Regions from separate parts of the Mus musculus genome. Here all the other regions are linked to region 5. Evidence: chromatin loops called from intact Hi-C (ENCODE). Cell type or tissue: heart. All regions are shown on one strand.

Region 1 (5,000 bases), 56 kb after region 5:
TAACCCTACAGATGAGGACCCAGCCTGTTCACTCCCACAGCCTGCTGATAGAATACATTTAGACCCCTGCGAGCTGGGCACACACTGGCTTTCTGGAACCAGGATTCTAACCTCTCATATCTTCAGAACACTCCACCTCATCCTTGGACTTTAGAAAATACATTGCAATGAAGATGCCAGGAAAGATGGGAAACAGAGACTACCCCCAAATTCCTACTGTCCCCCTGCTGCATCCTAATGGTGCTGGTTTTGTCCACTCCTCAAAGCCAAGGATATCGTTACTATCTCCTGGCCTAGATCCCAAAGGCCACCTACCCGAGACTCCTCGGCCAGGTGTGCGTTCATTTCCTGCTCGCTGAGCGGCGTCATGTCTTGGATCTGTTTATAATAGCGCTGTACGGTCTTCCGGTACTCAGGGATCTCCTTCGCGTACAGAAGCTTGTTGGTGGGTGAGTCCTGGGCAGGGAGACCCGGGCAGTTTGGGTGGCTGAAAGATGGGACTTGTCCCCACTGCCACCTAGAGGGCCTTGGTGGCTCCTCAGACATGGCTAAACAACCCCCATTCAGTCAGACTTTGGACCAGGGTCAGTTGGTCTCTTCTGGCCCTCCCTCCCTCCCTCCCTCTTTCCCTCTTGCATGGAGGCCCTGCCCCACGATGCTGTCAGGCTTTCAGGGTGGTGACCACATGGGGACTTTCATTTGAAGGGAAGAGCTCCTAGGCTGTGTGCCAGCAGTACTCCGCTGCACGCAGCCCGCAGCCTGTCTTGTTTACTCCCTTATTAGGGTGATAGTATTTGGTGGCTGAGATGGTTGGAAGCTGGTTCCTGACTGCGGGAATGGTTCCCACCCTGCACTTCCAACACCTCAAAAGCACCATGTGCTAAGACGTATGCTGGCAGCTCTCTGTTGTCACGGGAATGCATGTGTGAAGTGGTGACATTTCATTTCCCTTGTGGGCTGAGACTCCTGAGCCCTGCCCTCACCCCCCTCCCCCCAGCCAGCCTAGCTCTGTGATCCCATGGGCACTCATGGCCTCAGAGTTCTGGGCTACCTAGGTCACCTCTCTTCTCAGAAGGCCTTTATGGCTTCTAGCCACTGAACCGGCATATCCTCTGCCCTTGGCAGGTGCCGTGCCTGTGGAGCTCGCTCTGGCTGGCCATCTGCTCTCTGCCTGTCTTGAATGACTCCGGTAGAGTTCAGGCACCCGCCCCCCACCCCCCCTTCAGGAGCAGCCAGACTAGTTAACCTTGCCCAGCTGCAGGTCAGAGATGGAGCAGGCATCGATGAAGGCCTGTGCGATGACAGACAGGCAGGCGTCGATGTGGTCCGTCTTCTCTATGTCGAAGACAAACTGGGGATTTTTTAAGATGTTCACCCAGAAGCGCAGGGGAAGGCTGTGGGGGCAGGGACAGTGGGGATGCAGGAGCTCAGTGGAGGGCTGGGGAGGTAGACAATGCTGGTCCTCGCAGCCCCTGAAGCCTCTGGATATGTGGTGTCCTTCCCCTGCCAGCTAGGGGCCAACCCTCACCCCAGAGAGCCTTCCTCTCCTTTGCACGCACACGAGACTCCTGGTTCTCATTAGAAGCCCCCACCCTGCTGCCTGTATCCACACTCCTCCCCCACCCGGCCTTGCACGAAGAAGGCAGGGCTGACTGTCCTTGGGAGGCCAGAGAGGGTTGGGGACAAGCCCCTGCTCAGCCCTGCAGAGCCTGGGGTGCCTGCCTGCCCAGCCCCACCCCGAGCAGAGAGAAACTGCAACTGAATTTGCACAGGCATTTCTCTGAGGGCCAGGCTAAGAGTTCTGGGACCTTCTTGGCGGGGTAGTATATGACCCCAGAAAGCGAAGAAGGGGCCTCAAAGGAAGCTACATATTAGGTGTGGGAGTCACAGCCAATGTGCACTGCCACTTCCCAGTGTGTGCCCTTGGGCCTGGGTGACTGCTGCTCTGTGGGCCTTCGCTTCTCTCTGTATGATGGGGCATTAGCGGTGAGCAAAGGCAAGCTTATATGATGCTTTCTGGTTTCACAGAGGGGACACTGCAGCACCAGAGCTAAGTCTCTCACCGGAGACCACACAGTGGGGAAATGGCCAAATAGAAGCTGATTCAAGACAGGAAGCATTCAGGCCAGGCTCTGCCCTCATCTGCCCTGGTGCTTTGGCTGCCCTGATGCCATGATACCATTGGTGCTCTAACCCCATTGGCGCCCCCCCCCTCACCCCCGTGCAACCCCATTCCTCGGCCACCACCTGTTGGTCTTCCAGATATGCAGGGTGTCAGGGTCGGAGATGCCTCTCTTCTCCGCCTGTTCCTCTAGGAAGTCAAAGAAATACTTGACAGCCAGCGGGGGCTTGTCCTCTCGGATGCTCAGGATAGCCTTGAACAGGTCATCTAGGAACTTCTGCAGCGTGCCCTGCAGGGAAGATGTGGGACATCATTAGCCCAGCCTCTGAACATCTCTGAGCCTCAAGATTCCTGACTGAGTTGTCAATGATGCTTTCTTGGAGCGGGGGAGAGGAGGACCTGGGTAGCAGGGAGGTAGGGCTCAGAATGTGGCCTCTGGGTGTAGGTCTGAGTCTTGTGACTTGAGGCCACGGAAGTAACCCTGGGTCCTCTGCTGCCTACTGGGTGGCAGGAAGAACACGGACTTCTTCTTGGAGCACGGGGACCCCTTTATTCCCCTACGGGGTGGACATGGAGGCTGGGCCCACCTTGGTGGACAGCAGGCGGGTCAGGTAGATCTCTGGCAATACTTTCTTGCGGTGGCTCTGCCGGTGAGATTTCTTAGGCTCTACCAGCTCATCCGTAGGTAGCACCTGCAAGGTGGGCAGGGTTGGTCCCCAACGGCACCCTCCTCAATCCTCCCACGGAAGTCTGCCCTGTGTTACCCAGCACCCGGCCCATCCCTGCTCCCTCACCCACTCTGGCTTTTCCCAGGGCCTAGGAGCTCTTTCCTGGAGGCTCAGGGAGTCAGAGAGCCAAAGCCCCGCCCAGCAAAGCCTGCTCCCCAGGGCCTGAGGCTGGGCACTCACCAAATGGAAATACTTTTCTGTGTCCAAGTCTTTCACTGCAAAAGGGAAACACAGGATAAACAAATGAGGGGGGTTGGGAAGGTAACCCGAGGGGGATGGCGAGAGGGGAAGACTGGGGGAGAGCCAAGATCTGGCGTTCTACTTCAGGATGGACCCTGGGACCCTCATGGATCTGGGCCTAGGGCCTGTAAGGACATGGTCTAGATTTGGAGGCAGGGGTGTGGCCTAGAGCCCACAGGTCATGTAACCAGCTCAGACCTGGCCACGGCCCAGGCCTCTTGGAAGGGCACGTGCCCTCCTGGGGCCTTGCTGTAGCTGCTGGAAGCAATCAGCTTTTCTCTAGCAGCATGGAGGTGGGGACCCCCTTTCCAAAACTCAGTTGCCCCCCACCCAGCACGGCTCTGAAAGGGCCCAAGAAGGGAGCCCTCACATCACGCTTGGGTCACCTCCCCAGCTATGAGCCATACCTCTGCCCAGGGTACTGTCCTTCTTGTCTGTGAGGCTCATGGCTAGGGAGGCGCCCTCAGGTATCTGACAGAGGAGAGGAGATGAGGTTAGACGTATGAGGTTAGAGGGGAGGGGTAGGGTGGCTGGGCCAGCTTAGGCACCTTGTAGTGGGCCAGTGTGTTCAGTTTCTTACGGCCGTCCTCCACCACTGATGTGTCATCCAGGTCCCGGAGGACGTAGCTCTGGGTACTCGAGGCAAACCATTCTGGAGGTGAAGAGGGGCATCAGGACTACAGAAGAGGTGGCCCCAGGGGCAGCCACTAGCCTGGACCACAGTAAAAGAAACTTCCCATTCTCCTAGAATCAGAAGCAAGCGACGCCCCCTGGGAGCCCGGCTGTTCACCCTAACTGTCCAGAGTACAGGGCAGGGCCTAGTTCAGGGTGAACTTTAGGAACAGTTTCTGGTAACCGGTCTGACCACGACTCCTACGCATCCTTCAAAACCCAACCCGAAAGACCTCTTTGGAAAGCGTTTCTCGATTGCTTTTTGCTGTTGCCCACAGCTGCAGAACAAGGGTTTGTTCCTCAAGGGGAGCCCTGGGGCCTTGACTAACACAGGAAAGAGGCTGCAGCAGCCAGCTGCGAGGCATGGTGCCCGCCCTTGCCCACCAAGGTCCACGTCCTCCGCCCGCGGCCACTGTGAGTAGGGGACGTTCTTGCAGAAGGCTTCCAGGATCTTCTCCTTCACCTGCGTCAGCGTGTCGGTGTCCATGGCCCGCACGCTGAGGGAGTCCATCCCACAGCCCTGGAAGGACACGTTCAAGTTCTGCGCAAGAGAGGGGGGTGTCAGCCGATGGCTACTGTCATGATAAGGCCTGGTGACCTGGCTGGGGAGGCTCAGGATAGCCCAGCTAAGAATGCCCTCCTGCTTCGGGCCCCGGGCCCTGCCCCCGGCTCACCCGGGGCTTGGCCTCAATGTTCTCCCTCAGCAGCCACTCCTCGTTGAGTGTGTAGCGGGCTTTGCCTGTGATGGCGTCGATGGAGCCTTTGTTGATCTGCTGCTTGATGGCACACAACAGCAGGAAGAACGGCTCACCTACTGTCTCCTGTGAGGGTCAGGGGTCAGGGGTCAGGACCCCCTCTGTGTTCCAGCTTCCAAGCTCTGGCCTGCTGGTATCCCCCACACTCCCTTCTACTGATGCTGACACCCACTCCAGGGTGTCTCCACTACATCCCAGCCACATACCCAGAGACCAGCCCTTGTTGCTGAAGCTCAGAGAGGGCAGGCACCCTGCACAGCAATGCATAGCAAGAACAGGTAACATGGGACTTGACCTACGAACTCCTATGCCTGAGATGTTGGAGCCTTCCAGGGTGTAGCTGAGTGGAAATGGGGCTGAGGAGCCCCCAGGGAACCCCATATGGATGCCTCTGGCGAGTGTTGGCCCAATCAGGCTTCCCACCCCACCTCCTGCCCTGGCCACTGCCATTACTGCAGCCCCAAGCTAGCCCTCCTCGTCCCC
Region 2 (5,000 bases), 230 kb after region 5:
TAACCCTATTGTACAGCTGGTACCTTAGAGGGGATGCCTCAGCATGGGCCTGCTAAGGCCCTCCCTCCCTGCTGCATCAGCCCATGTTTTACAGAACTTACTACTCTGTATCAGCAGCAAGTGCTCCTAACTCCTAAGTCATGTCTCCAGGCCCTAGTTACATAATTTTAAGAGAGGCTATGGGCAGGTAAACAACCTTACAAAATAATATACCAACTATATCAGGAAAAGCTTGATCATTGAATGGCCTGTTAAAAGTCAATATTGTCAAGGCATATTAATAAGGTTACGTAAGTATGGATTTTGCCTTCATTACCATTTCTTAGTATAACTCTAAAATGTTGTATTGTGTCATGAGATTTCCATATGAATTCTCCACACCCACCCATACTCACAATGCATAAATACCTTCACAAACACTGCTTATTTAGCTGGTTATCACAGTAAATAAGATAGATTTTAGACATTCTAAATAACCCTTTGTTAATTTCTTTAGAAACATAAGCATATACAACATCACTACTCAAATTTTAATTATAGTATTAAAAGTAACTCTATAGCTAGGGAGATGTCTCAGCAGACTTAAGCCTCTGCTGCAAACCTCACAACCCACATGAGGCTAGATGTGGTGGATGCCAGCACTCTTCTGGAGAGACTGGGGGTGGGCAGAGACAGGAGACTATAGAGATATTTTCAAAGTCTTACCTATACACAAAGCAAGAGGCATACATTAATGTAAAATGTGTAGTAATTATGACTTTTTAAATGTCAAGGTTCAAAAGTGAAATCTTATCTGCTTAAATTGACCAGTGAGATCAAAGGTCATGCTGATGTAACAACCAAGTAAAATTTTAACACATATTTGTCAATTTCTGAAATACACACTTTGCTAAGTTCACTTCTGTGCCAACTTGCCAAAGCTGCCTGTTTTTCTTAAGAAAGTTATGCTGTGATCACTAATGAAAACAATTTATTCTAGAGATTGTCTTATATTTAATGTCTGAGCATTGTTTGTCTCTTTAAAGTGAGGCCTTGCCAGTGTTCTAGATAATAAGAATGGTGATCTCCTTGGGAAGCTAGTTTTCCTTCTAGCTTTTAAAACTCAAGGTTATGACAAAGGACCAAGGCCCTGTGAACAGAAACCACATTCATGTTAAATTCCTTTAGAGTTCCCTTTACCCTAAAGCATAGGACTTTTTTTTTTTTTTTTTTTTCCACTGAGACAGGGTTTCTCTGTATAGCCCTGGCTGTCCTGGAACTCACTTTGTAGACCAGGCTGGCCTCGAACTCAGAAATACACCTGCTTCTGCCTCCCAAGTGCTGGGACTAAAGGCGTGCGCCACCACACCGGGCTAGGACTACTTTTTAAGATAAAGGATAATAGGTTAAATTTAATTTTTTGTTTGTTTTCATGCAAGGTCTCTCTATAGAAGCTGAGCCAACTTCCAACTTGGATCCTCTTGCCTAGCCTCCCCAGAGCTGGGATTGATTATAAGCAAGCACTACTACGAATGGCTCAAAACTTAAAGAATGGACTCCAATTTGCTTTATATTAATCTTCATCCTAAAACTTGCTGTTTCTGGGGCTGGTGAGATGGCTCAGCAGGTAAGAGCACTGACTGCTCTTCTGAAGGTCCTGAGTTCAAATCCCAACAACCACATGGTGGCTCACAACCATCCGTAATGAGATTTGATGCCCTCTTCTGGTGCGTGTGAAGTCAGCTACAGTGTACTTATGTATAATAATAAATAAATCTTTAAAAAAAAAACCTTGCTGTTTCTGAACATAAGAAATATGATTCAGATTTGAAAGACAAACATATAACAAATCTACCTATGATGTTAAACTTTGCGCAATTCACTCATTTCTTTCATATTTTCCAATGTATTGGAATGTAAGTTTCTCAGGTATATCCTAAAGATTCTTTAGGTTTCATTGATATCCACTGTCATGTCTTTCATTTATCAACGTCAGTAACACCTTCTTTTACTTCCAATCAAACAACCACATTAAAGATTGACTTTTTTAAAAAAAGGATTGATTTATTTTGATTTTATGTATGACTATTCTGACTGCATGTATTTCTGTGTAACTCACTTGTATTGTGCTCTTGAAGGACAGAAGATGGAGTTAGATTTCCTGGAACTGGAGTGACAGGTGGTTGTGACCTATGAAGTGGGTGCTGGAAACCTGAGTCCCCTGCAAAAAGCAAGTGCTCCTACCTGCTGAGTCATCTCTCTAGCTCTATAAACAAAGTCTTCTGGGACCACCATGGACACACTGAACAGCAAGCCTCTCAGTGATTTCCTGACTCACCACAGTAACACTGCAATTACACATGTGCCCTACCACAACTGGCTTTCTGTGTGGGTTCTGGAATCTGAATTCAAGTTGTCTGGCTTGTACAGCCAAGTGCTTCTGCCCACTAAGCCAACTCCCTGACCTCACCACATTCACATTACATTATTTTAAATTTGTCTACAAAGGATGTAACTACACACTCCAGCTCTAAGGGCTAAAGACTAACAATCCCAAAGTTACTTAACTTGGTGATCAGTTGTAAGAGACCAAAATTATGTTTTCATTTTTAATTTATGGCCACTTTTCTAGTCGGTATTATTAACTGTCTATAAAACATTCCCTTGTAGGTATCAACAATCCAAACAATATTAAATATACAGAATATAAAGATCTTTGCTAGAGTTTATAAAAACTACACAGCATTTTTCCAATGTTAATTGAGAAAATAAATAGTACTTCCTTAAGGTTTCTAAGCAAATCTTATTGCTTAAAATTCCTTACCTTTTCCCATTTCAATTGTCAAACTCTACATCTTCTACTATTTGTTCCACAGCTATAGTAATCAAGTCAATTCAATTTACAAGAGCATATGCTTCATTCCTAAATCTCATTCCCTATTTCTCATCTCCTCCTGTACTGGCCTAGGACCCCACCTAGTGGACAGCAACAGGAATCACCCTTTCTACTTTTTCCCTGCACAAAACACTGGTTTACTAGATTAGTTTATTGGTTAACTGATACTATTCTAGCAATTTCTTTAACAGGTACTGTTTGGCTTTGAACCCTGGGACAAGAGACTGGGGTGCATATTTTACATATCAAAGCCGACCTGGCCTCCAGGTTCTCCCAGCATTCCTCAGTCCCTACCTGGCATACCCTGCCCCCAACCCTGAACTTCCCAGCCCATGGGCTGGGGCTGTCTTTTCCCCAGCAGCTCTTCCCTATAATCCAGATAGTTTGGGTCCCTCCCACACCCCACATCTCCTTCTCCCTCTCTCTGTGTGGTGCCATTTCTCTCTTTCTCTTCCCTTTCCCCACTTCTCCCCCTGGACTTTCCTGGATCAGTCCTTGGGGCCAGTAAACTGGACAACCTGAGAAACTTCTCAATAAACCTGAATTTAATAAAATATAATGTGGCTTGAACTGGCTCATTACACTGGCAAAGAAATAACTTATCACATATATCTCCCTCAAAACACTTACTGTTTATATATTATATAATATAGCAGTGAATATACTACTATAACATAGTATAGCTACTATAATATAATAGTATATAATATATATAATAATATATAATATATATATATTATAGTAGTTAATCCCAAAGAGCACCCAACTACAGCCTAATAAAAATAGTACATCTCTTAATTTTGTCTCTAAAAGGGAAAAGAGAATAGAGAATTCTAAAACAAATAGTGAATTCTCAACTTCAATAACAAGGATCAATGACTCCAAATTTTTTTCTTTAGAAGATCCAAGATTTGCATTGACCTTTTCGTGTCCCTCTAAGTTTGTTCTCAGAAACTTTGATTTCTTTCTATTTTATAAAAGCAGCAGAGTGTAAAGGACAGATTCTTGCTGCACTTACTATGTGATCACACTGTAGCACGTAGCACAGGGTGCAGACAGCATTCTAACAAGATATTAGAAGAATGGCTTTTTGGCCTACAGTGTCAATCTTCATATATACCATTTCTTTCTAACTGAAATTTAGAGTGGCTTTACCCATAGGAACAATTGTGCTTCATGACCGTCACCTCACAGCTAAGCTCTCTGAAACCTTAGCTAGATTTTCTTCTGTGTTATTCCATTATGAATAAAACTAGAAAAAAAAACTCTCTTGTATTTTCAAAATTTACTTATAACGGTTTTTTATTATAATATTAGTATAATATATCATTTCCTCCCTCTAATCCCTCCCACATATCCCCCCTTTACTCTCAAATTCATGGTTAATTATTGATACTATATATATTACATACACTTTATTCCTAAACACAACCTGCTTATATTATGCTACTTATGGTATTATTATGCTATCTATGATATCAGGGATAACTACTTGGTATTAAATAACCAATCAGGCGGGCTCTTCCAATTTCTAACTACATGCTAAATATCTGTTCTTATATCTATAGATAGATTTAGTTCTCACTCCTCATTAAAGAAACACACTTTTTTTTTTTCTTTTTCTTTTTTCGAGACAGGGTTTCTCTGTGTAGCCCTGGCTGTCCTGGAACTCACTCTGTAGACCAGGCTGGTCTCGAACTCAGAAATCCGCCTGCCTCTGCCTCCCGAGTGCTGGGATTAAAGGTGTGTGCCACCATTCCCCGCTCAAAGAAACACATTTTTGTAAGAGACAAATTATTACAGAAAACTACAACCAATCAAAATACAGAAAACAAGAGATCACATTGTGACCAATACAAATTACATCTGTAATAGAATTCCTGTACCTAAGGCTTAGGGATCATATCAGAAGAGGAGGAGGAAGATTGTAAAGATCTGTCAGAGAAGCTACAGGCCCATGAAGTCTTATCAGACAAGCCCTGAACACCAAGGGACATAACTAACATAGAAGGGATCTCAGCCCTAGACAGCTACGGGCAACCAGGAAATACTAAGAAGAGGAAAATTTATCTCCCTCAAGGAAGAATCTCTAATTTTCAACATGCAAGTCCCTTTCAGAAAATTT
Region 3 (5,000 bases), 56 kb before region 5:
CACCTTCCTTATACCTGTAATGGGGCAAGATGACCCCTCCCTCTGAAGCAGTGCTGATTGTAGCCTCGATCACCTTGCCCTTATCACCTACCTCTTCCTCATCACTCCTGTGTGCTTTGCGAAATATAAATAGACAGAGGAAATGCTTCTCTTCTATGTACAGGGCTACTCAGTGTTGGGCAAAGATTTATGGTTTGGGTCAGTAGGAGTCTGTGGTGTGGGGCAAGCGGCCTGTTTTAAATGTCTTTGGTGCTTGAGCTAAATGACCTCAATTAATATAGCATCCCAGGGCATTAAAGTTTAAGGTGTGGCTGCCTTCAATAGGCACAGTTTGCTCCTTCCACTGGGCTGGGGACCATACCTGAGAACTTGATAATGGTTTTTGCACGGAGATCGTAGAGACCAAGAGGCTTGAGAAGCTCCGACACGTCCCTCCAGTCGGCAGCTCGGGCCACTTCAGCTGAAGGGTACTTCTCTAGAAACTCCCACAGCACAGGGATGGCCATCTTGCCTGGGGAGCATAAACAATGGCAGACACATGTCTTGGGAAAGGCCAACTTCTTATTTAGGTAGTTTTGCATCTATAAACTTCAGGCCGTGGCATTTCTGTTACTGTGTTTGTGGTGCTGGGAATGAAATTAGGGTATTTTGCATGATGGCAAGGACTCCACCACTGAGCTATATCCCTAGCCTTGCTTATTGTCAAGTCACTACCCAAACCAGCAGCCATTTACAGAACCAAATACCAACACTGTTAATCTACTTGGTTATTAGTACAAATTATACAGAAACTGGCTAGTTTTCAAATAATCAGCTCACTAGATAACCACTATAAACATCCAATGAACACAGGGAAGTTCCAAGCAGGATAGAGGAAGAAATATTAACTGCTCCTTCACTGATAACCAAAGCTAACCTGTTAGTAGGAAATCAATGACCACCTGGCCCTCAGTATTAAAAAGAATGTTGGCTGTTATCCAGTCTAATGTTTGCATAAGTAAAGAGTTCTGACATCACAAACTCAAAATGTACCTTGACCTTAGACTTCTTAACCAGTTTAGGTATCTCCCTTCTAACCAGGACAAGATGACAATGACCCACAAACCTGAGGTCCGATTGAGAAATATAGTCGCGATGAGGAGCTTCCATGGGTCATGGAAAAGTATTTCTTGAACAAGATTAAAAGGTGACCGAGGAGGGGTCCATTTCTTGAAGGATTTGCGTCTTGGGGGGCTAAGAGCTACAAAAATATAGGGTTGTCAAAGTTGTTCTCATAAAAGACTTGGAATGTCCCCCTTGCCCCCCCCCCATTCTGCTTAGGGAAAGGTGGGTACCTTCTTTGTTGTACTTGCTGGAAAAATACAGGCTTGTTTTCCTTTTTTCTACTTGTGTCCGTGGGATGCTGTCTTCTGAGAAGCAAAATTAGTTTATAGTCTACACCTTAGGGAATGCTGAGGATAGCCTAGGCTACATAAATTACCCTAAGTCCACTAATATATCAGTTAGGCATTATTTTATCTCCACTTTATTCATAAGGAAACTGAGGCACAGAGAAGCTAAATGAGTCCCAGGTCATACAGCTCGTGTGAGCGCTACAGTGGGAATGCAGGCAGACCAGCTCAAGATCAGGCCTTACATGGCCAGCTCACAGTATAGAAAACTGCAAGTCTGAATATTCTAGTATATTTGTACAATGTGGTCATTAAAATGTCGAGACTCTATCATGAATATTTTCTACTGTTATTTACTTCAAATAGGAAAAAAGAGGCAAGATTCTACATATGATCTCAATTTTATAAACATGAATTTGTAAGTGTACGTATGCACACACATAAAGAGACACTAAGAATAGAATCACGATGGTACAGTGGTTGTTAGAAGTGGTAATTTTTCTTTTCTTCTGTAATTTCCCCCCACACTTGAAAGGTTCTTCAGTTGTATTAACCAAAAAGGAGGCACACAGGAGAAGCTGAGGAGGAGCCGTGAGCCAGCCTGGGCTACCCAATAAGCTTCTGGAGAGACTGCTCAGCACTCAGAGTACTTGCTGCTCTTCCAGAGGGCCTATGTTCAGTTCTCAACACCAATGCCGAGTGGCTCACAACTGCCTGTAACTCCAGCTCTCGGGAATCTAATACCCTTTTCTGCCTTCTGTGGACACCCACACCCACCCAGTCACCCACATATACAAAATAAAAATCTTAACCAAGATATTATCAAACCTCTCAAGTTTCGATCTCTCAAGTTGAAATGGTCATAATACTCCCTTTAGCTACACCCTGTGAGTATCAGTTAATATCTTACTTACATTTGTATTTTATAAAACCATCTTTTAGCTGGGCAGTGGTGGCACATTCCTTTAATCCCTGGGAGGCAGAAACAGATGGATCTCTGAGTTTGAGGCCAGCCTGGTCTACAGAGTGAGATCCAGGACAGTCAGGGCTACACAGAGAAACCTTGTCTTGAAAACAAAAAACAAAACAAACAAAAAAACCCTCAAACCATCTTTTTTCACTTCTTATTTTTACCTCACAATTATTTTGTTATTGTTTTGAGACAATGCCTCGGGTAGTCCAGGCTCTCCTCAAACTTACCATGTAGCTGAGGATGGCCTTCAACTCACCATCTTTCTATACCTAACTCCCAAATGTTGGGACTATAGACATGTAACACCATACTCGGCTACCTTATAATAAAATTGTTTAATTTTTTTTTTTTTTTAATTTTTTTTAAGATTTATTTATTTATTCTATGTAAGTACACTGTAGCTGTCTTCAGACACTCCAGAAGAGGGCGCTAGATCTCGTTACGGATGGTTGTGAGCCACCATGTGGTTGCTGGGATTTGAACTCTGGACCTTTGGAAGAGCAGTCGGGTGCTCTTACCTGCTGAGCCATCTCACCAGCCCCCAAATTGTTTAATTTTAATTTATGCATTGTTACATGTGATACCTGTGGGGGCCAGCAGAGGGCATTAGATCCCTTGGAGCTGGAGTTACAGGCAGTTCTGAGCCACCTGACATGGGTGTGGGGAACTGAATTTCGGTTTTCTGGAAGAGCAGGAAGTGCTCTGAACTGCTGAGCCATCTCTCTAGCTGCCTTTTGTCTTGATATGAAAACCAGAACTAATTTGGGGTATTCCTTAAGTTTTCAGAAACTAAAGCTTAAAGGCGTTGCCAGAAAATGATACCAGAGTTGACTAAACACTGCAAGAATTATCCAGGTCTCCACATAATGATGTCAGTGGCTTTTGCTATTCTAGTCTGGGAAGGGAAAGTCCAGAAGAAAGCATGAAACAGAACAAAGGAAAATGATTTTATGGGTACTTGATGTTTTCCATGGCTTCCCACACTAACTAACCAGCCTCCTTTATTACCTGTTGGTTTGATACTTTCTAGCCAAGCAATGTTCATTCTAGTGGGCACCTAGTACCCAACAGCACCTCCCCTACACTGAGAACCAGAATTCAGAATAGGACAAGCTGGATACTTCCAAATTGGCCAGAGAAGAAGCTTTTAATATTTAACCTACCCATTATAATTGCAGTATATCTATACAATCCAATGCTTTAAGAAGCTCAAAGGACATACATTGAGGAATTCTTATCCATTTCCTAGGTATATGTGGCCATCTGTTAAAGACGCATCAATCCCAGGCACAGAGGAGACACACAATTATGGATGGGACTGGAGACAGAACTCAAGCGTTACCCTTGTTCCACCAATCTGTGCAGGCTGTGTTCCCAAAGGAATCTAAGTAAAATTAAAATTACTATTCTTCTTTAAGAGTTATTCATTATGCCGTAACAGTATAATGAATAACCCAGGGCTGCTCAGATCTTTTTATCTATTATTCACTGAGGCATTGTATAGACAAGTCTGCCAAGCCCAGGACTCTTGTGTGAAGAGCACAGTACAAATAATACATGAACTAAGCGATTATACTTTTGAATTATTGAAAGCTCCAAGGCCTTTTAGAGAAGCATCAGGCTGCAACAGAAGAAAAAGAATGTAATACAGATGAAATTAAATTGGGAGTCACACAGCAGCAGCACCGGAGGGGCAGGAAGGTGCCGACTATTCTTGGTCAGTTTATAAAAGGAGTCTTATCTACATTCTTCTCAGAAAAATCTCCCTTACGGTCTTAGAATTGCTGCCAAAAGAGAAGATAGCAAGTGTGGAAAGCCCCACCTCTTAGCTGCTGTCCAGGGAGAGGTGGTAGCAGCCATCACACACCAGTCTTCCAATGCTGAGCATCCTGGCTGTAGCCAGCTGATTACCTCTCTGCCATAATTAAGGGCCTGATGACCAAGCTCAAAGATCAGTTACAGGATGGAGATGTAACTCAGTTGATAGAGTGCTTAGCTGCCACGCATTAAGCCCTGGGTTCTGTGCCCAGCACCACATAAACTTGCATAGTGGCACATGCCTTTAATTTCAGCACCCAGGAAGCAGAGTCAGAAGGATACAATTTCGAAAGTCTCTCCAGCTATACAGTGAGACCCAGGCTGGCTGGGATACATGAAACCCTGTTCTCAAAAATCACTTAGGGCAGATATTGGGATCAACTGGGAGAATATATCTGACGCTTGACTCTTCTTCACTATACTCTCTATCTCAACCCCATCCCGGCACGAAATACAAGATCCGCGAGGGTAGACAGTTCACCACACAGCTAACAGAATTTTCATGCACTGAGTACCTTGAAATGTCTCAGAAGTAAAGTGTTTCTTGGCTTGTGAGCAGCTGGGCATTTCAGAGCCATCCTGTAAAACACCAGTATGCAAATGTGCCTCCCCCTTTCTGTCTCCCTTCGATCTGATTTCCTCTGATTCTAAAAAAGTCTGCTCACGATTTGCTTCACCTGCTGCTTCAGTTGAATGGAATTTGTTTGTGGTGCCAGAAGTTACTTGTATGAAACAAAGATCCAGTCCTGGGCTTGGTGATTTTTCTTCCCCAGCCAGGCCAACAGTCTCCCTTGCACAGGCATCTGCAGGGCAGAGGG
Region 4 (5,000 bases), 110 kb after region 5:
GCCTGCCAGGTAGCCTGACTCTAACTACATCCCTGGGTCTCTAGAGAAGGGGTTCAAGCAGGGTCACCCTGTCTAGCACAGTGCTCACTTGGGGGCTGCCACGCCTGTCTTCTAGCCCTTTTCCCTTATTTCCCAGTGTGAGGCATGTTCAAATCTCCTACTCCAGCCATTCCTAATGGAAGACAAAGGAGACCAGAAGGTGCTACAGTGACAGGGGACAGAACAGGAGGCACAACCCAAGGGACATTTGACACCCCCCTCCCCCCACCAGCTCTAGGCACCTCAAGTGGCCTCCAGCTCTTGTTTGGGCTTGGTACCATGTTCCATGGCACCAGTACACACACATGTGAACACACACGCACACACACACACACTGTGAGCTCCTCTGTTCAATCCTCAGCAGGTGCTGGTTCATCTGGACCAGTTCTGGACCTGCCTAGCCATCTGAGGTCACTCCAGGGAGACAGAGGCCTGCCACTATCCAGCAGGCACGAGGGATTGCACTAGGAGAGCCAAAACAAGTGCCAAGTGTACAGGTGGGAAGCCAGTGGACTGGCCACGGAGTCCCAAGGTGCTGTGAGCCTTCTTCCTGCCACACCCAGCAGCCCTGCTTGGTGGCAGAGGGGTTCTGTATCTTCCCACAGAGATCCATGCTCAGAGAAGACCCTGCCGCCCAGGGTTCTGTGCTGGCAGCCCTGGAAGTTGCCCCCTCCTTTCCCTTCCCTCCAAGGCTGACCTCAGCAGCCCCAGCTGGGCTTTTCCCAGAGCCGAGGCAGGAAACACAGGCCCTGAGTGTTTGTTCAGGCCGGGCAGGGCTCCGGGCAGGCGAGGTGGAAATAGCCACAAGATGTTTGTCCAAGTGGGAGTCAGGTTCCCCACAAGGGAGGAAGAAGGAGGGCCGGAGGAACTGGCCGAGTCAGCACACTAGACCTATCCTTGCCTCCCTCACCCGTGGAGGCAGACTGCACACAGTAGGCGCTTGCTGAATGCAGAATGCAAGTTAGCAAGCTGGCATCTCCCTCAGGCAGAGCTTGGGGTTGAGCCTAAGACCCGCAGCGCCACTCCCTCATGTCCAGCTGAGCACGCAGCTCACAGCTCCTGCAAGCAGCCATTTGCGGCCCTAGAGTGGGGTACTCTTTCTTGGGCTCTACCCCCATCCCCTTCCCCCTACCTCTCCCTTTCTCCCTCTCCTAGCCAAAGCCCCTGCCTCTCTCAGACAAAGCAGTGTGTGACTGGCTCAATTGTGACATTGCAATTCAGCGTCTTGGAGAGTGACTGCATCTGGGGACAAGCCATTACAGAGGTGGTTAGGGCTGTGAGAAGGTGGCCTTCTGCATGCCTGGGAGAGGGCTTGGAAAGAAAACTGGGGCACCTTGACCTTGGGCTTCATTCAGTTCTGCCTCTAGAACTGAAGAAACAACGCATTACTGCTGGAGAGCCACCCAGGCAGCCATGACAAGACACACACACACACACACACACACACACACACACACACACACACATCCGCAGGTCACTCCCCCCCACCCCACCCCCCGGCCCCCGCACATCCCCCTGGCATCTCTGCCTTAAGCTCCTCTGACACCATCCCTTTGCTCTCCGCTCTGGCAGCACACCTGCCCCTCCTCCAGCCCCCACCCAGGACCCATTACCCTATCACTCTGCTCTACTTACTCCAGACCTCCCCAGGCTGCTGCCTGGCTCTGGACTCTGCTCAAACGTCCCCTTTAAAGAGGCCCTCCTTGACCAAAGTGTCGCTGGGGTTTTTTTCCTACTGGATGGTGCCCCTAGGCCTGGCACACAGTAGGTGCAGCCAAGATTTGCCTCCCATCCACAGGGCGGAATCCCCAGGTGTCAGCGGTAGAACTGGGCTAGAATTCTAGTTTAGCCAGGAGGCCCCCTGCTGGCCAGGCTTGTCCAACACACCTAGTGGTTCGCTGCTATTCTCCTGCCTCTCTCCTAGGAATTCTTCAAAAGACCCCCTGTCTAGGAGGGAGGCTGGAAACAAAGCAGGCAGGGGCAGGCCAGACCAGGCCTCCTGGGCTGATGGAAACTCATATCCTTGCATCATGAGCTGGCCTGAGAATTCCCTCCTGGCTGGCAAGGAGCACGCAGGAAATCAGTGGGCTTCTAGGAGGGAGAGCCTCTGGGTTTGTGAGAAGTCGGGACTCTGGCAAGCCTGGCCTGGTACACACCCGTTATCCTAGCACTTAGGTGAGGGCGAGAAAGCATCGGGCGGCCAGGGTCATCCTTGAATACACAGCAGGTTCAGGACAGCCACAGGACAACCTGTTGCCTGACTCAAACCAAATCAAAGTGTGGTGTGGCAGAGCTGGTACGGTGGCTCAGCAGTTAACATCTACACTCCAGCTGAACAGGACCAGAGTTCAGATCCCAGCACCCACAGCAGGTGGCTCACAATCACCTATCACTCCAGCTCCAGGGAAATCCAAGGCATTTTTCTGGCTTCTGCAGGCACCTGAAAGCATAGGGTGTACACACAGAGACACATAAGGGGGCAGTTCGTGGGGGAGTCACCTCTAGGTTCTAGCAAACCTGTGTCAAACATGGTGGGACCTCTGTTTGCTGCTAGGTGAGTGATGTGGTCTACCATTGTGGATCTGTCTCTCTTTCTCTCTCTCTCTCTCTCTCTTTTGGATTTACTTTTTTTTTTTTAAGATTTATTTATTTATATGTAAGTACACTGTAGCTGTCTTCAGACACTCCAGAAGAGGGTGCCAGATCTTGTTACAGATGGTTGTGAGCCACCATGTGGTTGCTGGGATTTGAACTCCGGACCTTCGGAAGAGCAGTCAGTGCTCTTACCCACTGAGCCATCTCACCAGCCCCTTGGATTTACTTTTATGTATGTGCTTTGTCTTCATGTATGTACATGCATCACATGAATGCCCGGTGCCCAAGGAGACCAGAAGGGAGTATTGAATGGGAACTAGAGTTACTGGGAGTTGATCTGAACCCAGGTCCTCGGAGGAGCAGTAAGGGCTCTCAATGTTTGGACCGCAGCTGCAGGCTTCCGTCTCAAAAAGTTTAGCAGTTTCTTTTTATAACAGTGGACCAGGCAGGAGAGATGACTCAGAAGGTAAAGTCTCGCTACACAAGTGTGGACATGGAGTTCAAAACCCAGGGCTGATAGAAAAGGCCCTAATCTGGGAGTGGTAGCACAGGTCTGTGAGGCCAGTGACGGGGAAGGACAGGCAGAGGTGGTGTGTCCTGGGAGTTCATGGCTAGCTAGCCTAGTTACATGGTGAAAGTTCCAAGCCAGTGCAAGACCGTCTCAAAGAAAAGGCGCCTGGGGAAGGGTTTTCCTCTGATCGCCACAAACATAGAGGCTCACATTCACACACGTGCTCATTCAGATTTAGACAACTCGGCAACCTTAAAGCTATGTGTGGGAATGGCCTGGAAATCCAGGTCAGCCCGAATGTCACAGGGTAACTGAGAAATGAGCCGGTGAGCAGACAGACAAAGGAAGCGAGCCACACAATGGGAGGAAAAGGAAGCGACTGCTCATCGGCAGGGCGGCAGGGACACCTTTCAAGCCAGGCACACCGTGGCCACGCCTTTCCAGCCCTCTTGGTGACTCATGCCCAGGGAGTCAGGCAACGAGGCAAGTGGCTGGTCAGAAGGCCTGCAACCACTGTTCTTGAATTCCAGGACTGTCCCAACCCACTGTCCCTGCTGAGCTAGGCCCTAGGGTGGACATTTTTTTTTTTTTTAAGATTTATTTATTGATTATATGTAAGTACACTGTAGCTGTCTTCAGACTCTCCAGAAGAGGGAGTCAGATCTTGTTACGGATGGTTGTGAGCCACCATGTGGTTGCTGGGATTTGAACTCCTGACCTTCGGAAGAGCAGTCGGGTGCTCTTACCCACTGAGCCATCTCACCAGCCCCCTAGGGTGGACTTAAGAGGTGCAGACCAACCAGACCATTGAGCCAACTGGTAAAGACAGCCTTGAGGTCTGCTGACTGGGGCTAGAGTCCTGGGCCTAACCCTAGTTTCCCTGTGTGAGGGAGGGAGGGAGGGAGGGAGGGAGGGGGCCTCCTGGTCCTGGGCAGCAGTGTTTGTAGCCACAGTGCTTCTTCTCTAGTTGGGGTGACTGAGGGAGCCGCTGCTCCCAGCCAGCAGGCAGGACACCAAGACTCTTGTGCTCTCCTGATTTTACTCACGTGAAGCCTCGTGTGTGTGTGTGTGTGTGTGTGTGTGTGTGTGTGTGTGGTCTATGTTTGGCTCTGTGTCAGGCATTTGGGACACAGGTGAATCACTGAGATAGTTTTTCCACTATGGTGGGAAGAGGTGGATAGAAACAGGTCAGTGGTCATAAAGATGTTTTGAGATGGGGGTCGCAGGCAGCCCAGGCTGGCCTTGAACTTCCAATGTAGCCAAAGGTGACCCGTGACCCTGATCTTCCCGTCTCTACCTCCCAAGTGCTGGGATTACAGGTATGTTCATTAAACGTTCAGTTGCAGAAATGGGAGAGTGTGCCTAGCAGGGCCCACAGGATCAAGGAACCCTGTAGGAGTGGGTTGTCGTGAACATGCTAAAGATAGTGTGGATGGTGGATCCTTGGGAGTGTCTCAGAGGGTGCAATCCCAAACATAGCCACAAGGTGGCGACGGAGACCAGGTTTGCCTTTTGTTTTTAATAATTTTCGAGAGTGATTCCTATAACTCCAGGATCTCCTTACATCAGACCCATCATATTCTAACGTTCTGCCACTCCCACTCACCAACAACATGCAAGCCTCCCCCAGTTGACACAGGCAAGTAGCATGGGTGATCTGTAGCAGATGGCTTGACAACACTTCTATCAGACTTACCAAATCCTACTCTAAAACCAGGAGTCCCCATCGCGTGTCTCATAGTGGTTTTGCCCCAGTTGGGAGGTTCTGAGACTGTCATTTAGATGTTACCTTTTTTGTTGTTGTCTTTTTTTTTTTCCAGGTTTAATTCAACTTATTAAATTTTCTTGGGCTGAT
Region 5 (5,000 bases):
CCATAGCCAAGTGGAGAGTCTCCTCTTGCCCAGGCTACTGATACTGAAGTACCTGCAGACATATGTGGTACCTGCCTCTTGTTAACAACAGAGCACACTTCAGAGCTGGGCTTTTTCCCAGCCTGTTCTCTCAGCCTGACTTCTCTATCCCTGCTTCTAAAATGCATAGCACTCTTCCTCTATTCTGTACTCACCTTGAGGCCTCCCCAGGCCTGGTAAAGGAGTTTGGAATAGCTGTGCAAATGCCAACCATATCACACAGAGTTGGAGGTGTCGCTGCTCAGTGGTAGAGCACTGGCTAGCATGCACAAGGCCCTGTCTCAATACACAGTGCATGAAGAAAAGTCAAGCTACCCAATAATTACCTACATATTTTTAGATCAGATAAGCATTGGGAAGTATTAGACTAGGGCTTTAGGAATTCAGGAGGGGGGAAGTTCCTTCTCCTGCCCCACCTAGAAATGCAAGCCTGTAAAGAATACCAATAGGTTTTCAGGGTGTCTTCGGGCTATAGCTAGAAATAAAGTTATATTCTCTAGTCAGTTACCCTTCACATCTAGAGCCTAAGAGCCAGCTCGTATTATTACTGCCCTGCTATAGAGCATGCGGCCAGATAAAGGGAACTGGAGCTGGGATATATCCTTCTCTTCATTTCATACCCCACCTCGCATCCCAGAACACTCAAGAATAGACACGAGCATATCAGATCGCTGGGTTCTTTGTTAAAATGGTATTTCTTTAGTCATTTTACTTGACAAATGAAAATTGTGTGTATATTTCTTGTGGGTAGCATGATATTTTGAAAAGTCGTAGAGCTTTGAGCATAGACTTTGACTGATGTTTTGTTTTAATCCTGAATCCTTGGCTTTTCTCTCCCCTGGGTGTCAGTCGGTTTTTCAGGACTCAGACTTGTGGAAGGAGGGGCCTGGCCTAGAAGGGTGCTCCCACTAGATGGCACAGGAGAGCTGCTTAGCTGCCAGCTCATCTGTTCCCTGCTCCCCACTTCCCTCTGTGGAAGTTACTCACAGTCTTGTGACTGACCACTCCGAATAGCACCCTGACTCTGCGGTATATCAAGGCTGAAGGATGCTAGTGACAGACTTATCAAATTCAGAAATCCAGTGCTCAGAACCAGACAGGCCCTTGAAGAGGTGTCACTTGCTTGCCTGACCACAAAGAAGGCTGCTGGATCCCATCCATAGGAAGGAAATAGCTCAAGGTCCTGTTGGGCTGAGACCAGAGTCTTTTTTTCCTACTCTGCCCATTACCAGGGACCTGCATCCATACATGGTTTAAAAAACACAAATCAGAAGGGCAGATTTTACTTTTGTCCACACTGCCTGACTGACCAGTTCCTCGCGGATACTGGGTACTGTGCAATGTGCTCGTCACCCCAGCTCTTCAGCAGAAATTCAAGGCCAGCCTAGGTAACATAGTCAGTCCCTGTTTCAGAAAGAAAGCCACTTGCCAGGCCTCTCCTGGGCAGTGCTTGCCTAATCCTGCCGTCTGCCACTGCTCATGCTCAGACAGGAAGAGTCGTCCCTAGGGAATCTGCCTCGTACTTGTGCGGTTGGCTCAGGGAGATTTAGCTCTCTGTTTAATTGGCCAAACTTCCCATTTCCAATGTGAACCCATGAACTAGGGAAGGGGACAGAGGCCAAGTGAAATTCCTGTGTCCCCGGCCTTTGAATAGATCCTGGCCCTGTAGAGTAGAAAGATGAAATCACCCTGTGGCCATCTGTGAGGCAGCCGGAAACGGGATGACATGATCATTTTCCCCCATTCTTCTAGCATAGAGGGTGCCTAGCAGTGGCCAAGGGCAGTTGTGCATCCTAAACCATGATGGCTCAGAAGCTGCTGCTCTGGGCATGTGTCAGTCCATTCCACATGGACAACACAGAAAGCACAGCTGGGTATAGATGTTGCCATCAGAGCACACAGAGGTTCAGTTCCCTTAAGTCTCTCATGGTACCCGAGAGCAGCAAAAAGCATTTCACTGGCACCAGTCTGCCGGACCCTCACAACCTTCTAGAAATCCATACATCAGAAGTTTGTACCCCTACTGGAGTGCAAGCAGGGGATGCGCATTCAGGATTAACATGCAAGTCTACTTTCTAGAGACCAGGAGATTATCCCCTACCGTCCTCTTTCAGAACTGCTCTTTCCCGAGCCTTTTCCTCCTCTCCCTGTGTGCCCTGTGAGTGAGCAGAGCTGTCTACTGCTTCCCATCCAAATCACAGGGAGAAGCGTGCAGGCTCTTGTCTCTGTGTCTTGCCTGCTCTGCAGATGCCATTGACTGGAATCAGCACGGCTTGCCTTTCCCTTATGAGCAGTATCTGGCAAGGGGTTCCACTGTAGACTGTAGGATCATAGTTCTGTTTTACTTAATCCCAAAATGATTGATGCTCCCAGGACTTCTTTACAGTTCTTTGTAAGGACTAATCCTTGAGATGAAGGCAGGATGAGCCTCTCTGGGTGGCACACCTCCCAAGCACACAATGATGACTCGAGCTTCCCTCCTCTGCTTGCTGGCTCTCTTTCTAGAGCTTGGTGTATCCCACCCCCATCAGCCTGTGGAGAACAAGAAGGCAGCTGACTCTATTCTTATTCCTTTCCCATAGGCCTTCACCAGAGTCCAGGACCTTCGATACCTAGAACTGATCAGCAGTATTGAGGTAACTGATGAAAGCATTTTCTGTCACAGGATGCAATGGCCTGTAATACTGAGGACACGAGGACAAAGGCCCTGTAGTCTGTTCTGGGGATAGAGTGGCCCAAGAGGCAACACCCGATTAACCACTTGGTAGTTGAATAAGGCGGAAGGTTTGGGTCTCTCTAAGCTCTGGTTCCTTGTCCTAAGATGGGATCTATACGCTAGGCAACAGTGATACTCACCTTTCATTCAAGCACTCAGGAGGCAGAGGCAGGTGGATCTCTGAGTTCAAGGCCAGCCTGGTCTACAGAGTGAGTTCCAGGACAGCCAGGCTACACAGAGAAACCTTGTCTCAAAAATCCAAGATGGGGGTCTATCCTGTGGTACTGCTGTAAGACAGTCAGACTCTTAGAACCTGGTATACCCCTCTGGAATGAGTAGCTGTTGCCATCCTCCTGACAGTGAATAAAGCATTTCCCAAATGTTCCCAGCATGGCCTACTAAGGCATCCTCCTGCCCAGAAGGCCTGCGGTAGGCTAAAGAATCTGGTCTGACTGCACCATTTATGGGTGATGGAAGACACTATTTTTAATTTCTGTGTATCTCGGTGCTGTCTGACTGTCTGTAAAAAAGGCATACATATTTCTTTCTCTTGAACAGATTTATTGTGAGGCTAAGGGAATGTGAGACACATTGGAGCTCCCAGATGGAAGCAGTGAAGAAATTGCAAATGTCTTGCCCCTCTAACTCAGTTTAGCAGAGTAAACGCTTATCGTGGGCCTCAGCCCTGTGTGGGGTGGGGGAGGAGAGGGGGTAGCAAGCGGAGCTGAGCTAGGGCAGACTACAATATGGTAGCTATTGTTCATTGAGTCTGTTCATGTGCAACCAAAGTATGAGCGACACATACAAGGTCCTTAGTGTGGTGAGCCAGGTGGTGGTGTCAGCCCTGTCCAGTGGGGGAGAGAGGAGAGGCAGGAGAGGATAGGCTGCATCTTCATGTTCAAAACCCCAGGGGAACTCAGACGCTTCCCTTGCTCTCCCTAAGCTTTGGCACGTTTGCCCTGTGAGCCCTCCCTGTCCCTTCTCCCCACACAGGTGGGCAAGGGCTGCTTGGCTGTCATTGCCTCATGCTGCTGGCTCTCAGGGACGATGCTCACCAGGGCTTGGTGTTAGCCATTGAGGTCTTCATCCAGATTTACAGAACATCACTTTTCCCTGCACAGAAGTAACTGGCCAGAGAGGACACTGACTTCCCATTTGTATGTCTTAGTTCAAAAGGTCCACTTTTGCTTATGATCTGTGAGCTGAGAATTGTGCTTAAGGAACTGTCTCTGAGGACAAGCAGAGAACACTCAATTGATCTCTTATGACTGTCCTGAGGCCTCAGCTTCTGGATTCTGGGGAGCCAGCATTAACCAGGGAGCTGTGTGCCTCAGTGGGTTCCTGTTGCATACCTGGGATGATAGCATCCTGGTGGCAGAATAATCCTTCCATATTGACAGTCCTTTACAAACATGCGCTTCTGTGGCCCACATTCCCCACAACTGACACCTATCTCACTACAAAAGTTCAGTTCACTCACAAGTTTTAGATGTCAGCTTATTTGGTTGATTAGCCTGCACTATGTGAAGGTTTAAAAATGATTCCTGTCACTGCTGAGGCATGTTGTCTCCAGCTGCGGAAACTTGTACCAGCTTGTCGAGAAGTTTGATTCCATGTCTCATCCCCCTCCAGTGTGATGTACTTGATAGGAAACAAGCAAACGGCAACTGCTGGGGCTGAGGGGCTGAGTGCTGGCAAGTGTTTACAAATACTGGAGCTTTAGACTAACACAGGCGGAAGGTGTGGGGAGGCTCCAGTGTGCATGCGCTTGCATGTACACACGTATGTGCACACCAGGTGTGTGTTAGGAACTCTGCGTCACACGTTATGAAGAGCGAGCTTTGTGTGACCTTGACCGTTACCTGTTGTGCATCTTACCTTCCTTCTCTACAACACTGCTGGTGCTGGGGTCACAAAGCAGTGGAATTCTCCTGTATGAAGTAGGCATTAGCGCACACAGTGTCTTAGAGTTTTTATTGCTGTGATAAAATACCCTAACCAAAAGCAACTTGGAAAGGAAAGGGTTTACTTCAGCTTAAATTTCCACATCACAACCCATCAATGAAGAAAGTCGGGGGCAGGAATCTGGAGCTGGGAGCTGGAACAAGGACTGTGAAGGAGTGCTACTCGATGGCTTGCTCCTTAGGCTTGCGTAGCTTGCTTTCTTATAGCACTCAGGAGTACCAGCCTGGGTTAGCACCACCCACAGTGAGCTGGACCTCCCCACATCAGTCAGAGAGCATGC

The links. A loop is a pair of places that touch in the nucleus more often than their neighbours do. Peaks named below come from ENCODE experiments on the same cell type or tissue, not always from the same donor. Only the 100,000 strongest peaks of a DNase experiment are listed, where the experiment ranks them.
Region 1: a loop joins it to region 5, with 2.7 times the contacts of the local background. A loop is called at or near these places in 13 of 42 quality-filtered maps.
Region 2: a loop joins it to region 5, with 4 times the contacts of the local background. A loop is called at or near these places in 36 of 42 quality-filtered maps.
Region 3: a loop joins it to region 5, with 4 times the contacts of the local background. A loop is called at or near these places in 10 of 42 quality-filtered maps.
Region 4: a loop joins it to region 5, with 8 times the contacts of the local background. A loop is called at or near these places in 36 of 42 quality-filtered maps.

What each region holds. Positions count from the first base shown.
Region 1 is chr6:115,956,280-115,961,279 of GRCm38, forward strand. Plxnd1 (plexin D1) reads right to left here. Exons shown (of 36, transcript NM_026376.3): 26 at 4,437-4,583; 27 at 4,147-4,303; 28 at 3,639-3,742; 29 at 3,498-3,561; 30 at 3,031-3,065; 31 at 2,710-2,814; 32 at 2,248-2,411; 33 at 1,247-1,394; 34 at 316-456. Among named protein-coding and RNA genes, the nearest start is that of H1f8, 14 kb to the left of the region's middle. In heart, a CTCF peak has its summit at 517 (motif pointing left); DNase peaks (open chromatin) are centred at 392, 732, 1,719, 3,012 and 4 weaker places; H3K27ac peaks cover 3,303 bases.
Region 2 is chr6:116,125,924-116,130,923 of GRCm38, forward strand. All of the region lies in intron 3 of Tmcc1 (transmembrane and coiled coil domains 1), which reads right to left. Among named protein-coding and RNA genes, the nearest start is that of Tmcc1, 65 kb to the right of the region's middle. In heart, a CTCF peak has its summit at 2,959; no DNase peak of the experiment used is centred here; H3K27ac peaks cover 159 bases.
Region 3 is chr6:115,844,209-115,849,208 of GRCm38, forward strand. It overlaps Mbd4 (methyl-CpG binding domain protein 4), which reads right to left. Exons shown (of 8, transcript NM_010774.2): 3 at 4,698-5,000; 4 at 1,335-1,409; 5 at 1,106-1,240; 6 at 362-511. Among named protein-coding and RNA genes, the nearest start is that of Mbd4, 6.6 kb to the right of the region's middle. In heart, a CTCF peak has its summit at 2,947 (motif pointing right); a DNase peak (open chromatin) is centred at 3,003.
Region 4 is chr6:116,006,105-116,011,104 of GRCm38, forward strand. No RefSeq gene overlaps it. Among named protein-coding and RNA genes, the nearest start is that of Plxnd1, 14 kb to the left of the region's middle. In heart, CTCF peaks have their summits at 1,904 (motif pointing left) and 4,622 (motif pointing right); DNase peaks (open chromatin) are centred at 827, 1,917, 3,547 and 4,627; H3K27ac peaks cover 2,604 bases.
Region 5 is chr6:115,900,237-115,905,236 of GRCm38, forward strand. It overlaps Ift122 (intraflagellar transport 122), which reads left to right. Exons shown (of 29, transcript NM_001167763.1): 16 at 2,622-2,675. Among named protein-coding and RNA genes, the nearest start is that of Rho, 29 kb to the right of the region's middle. In heart, a CTCF peak has its summit at 2,134; DNase peaks (open chromatin) are centred at 1,045 and 1,595; H3K27ac peaks cover 1,781 bases.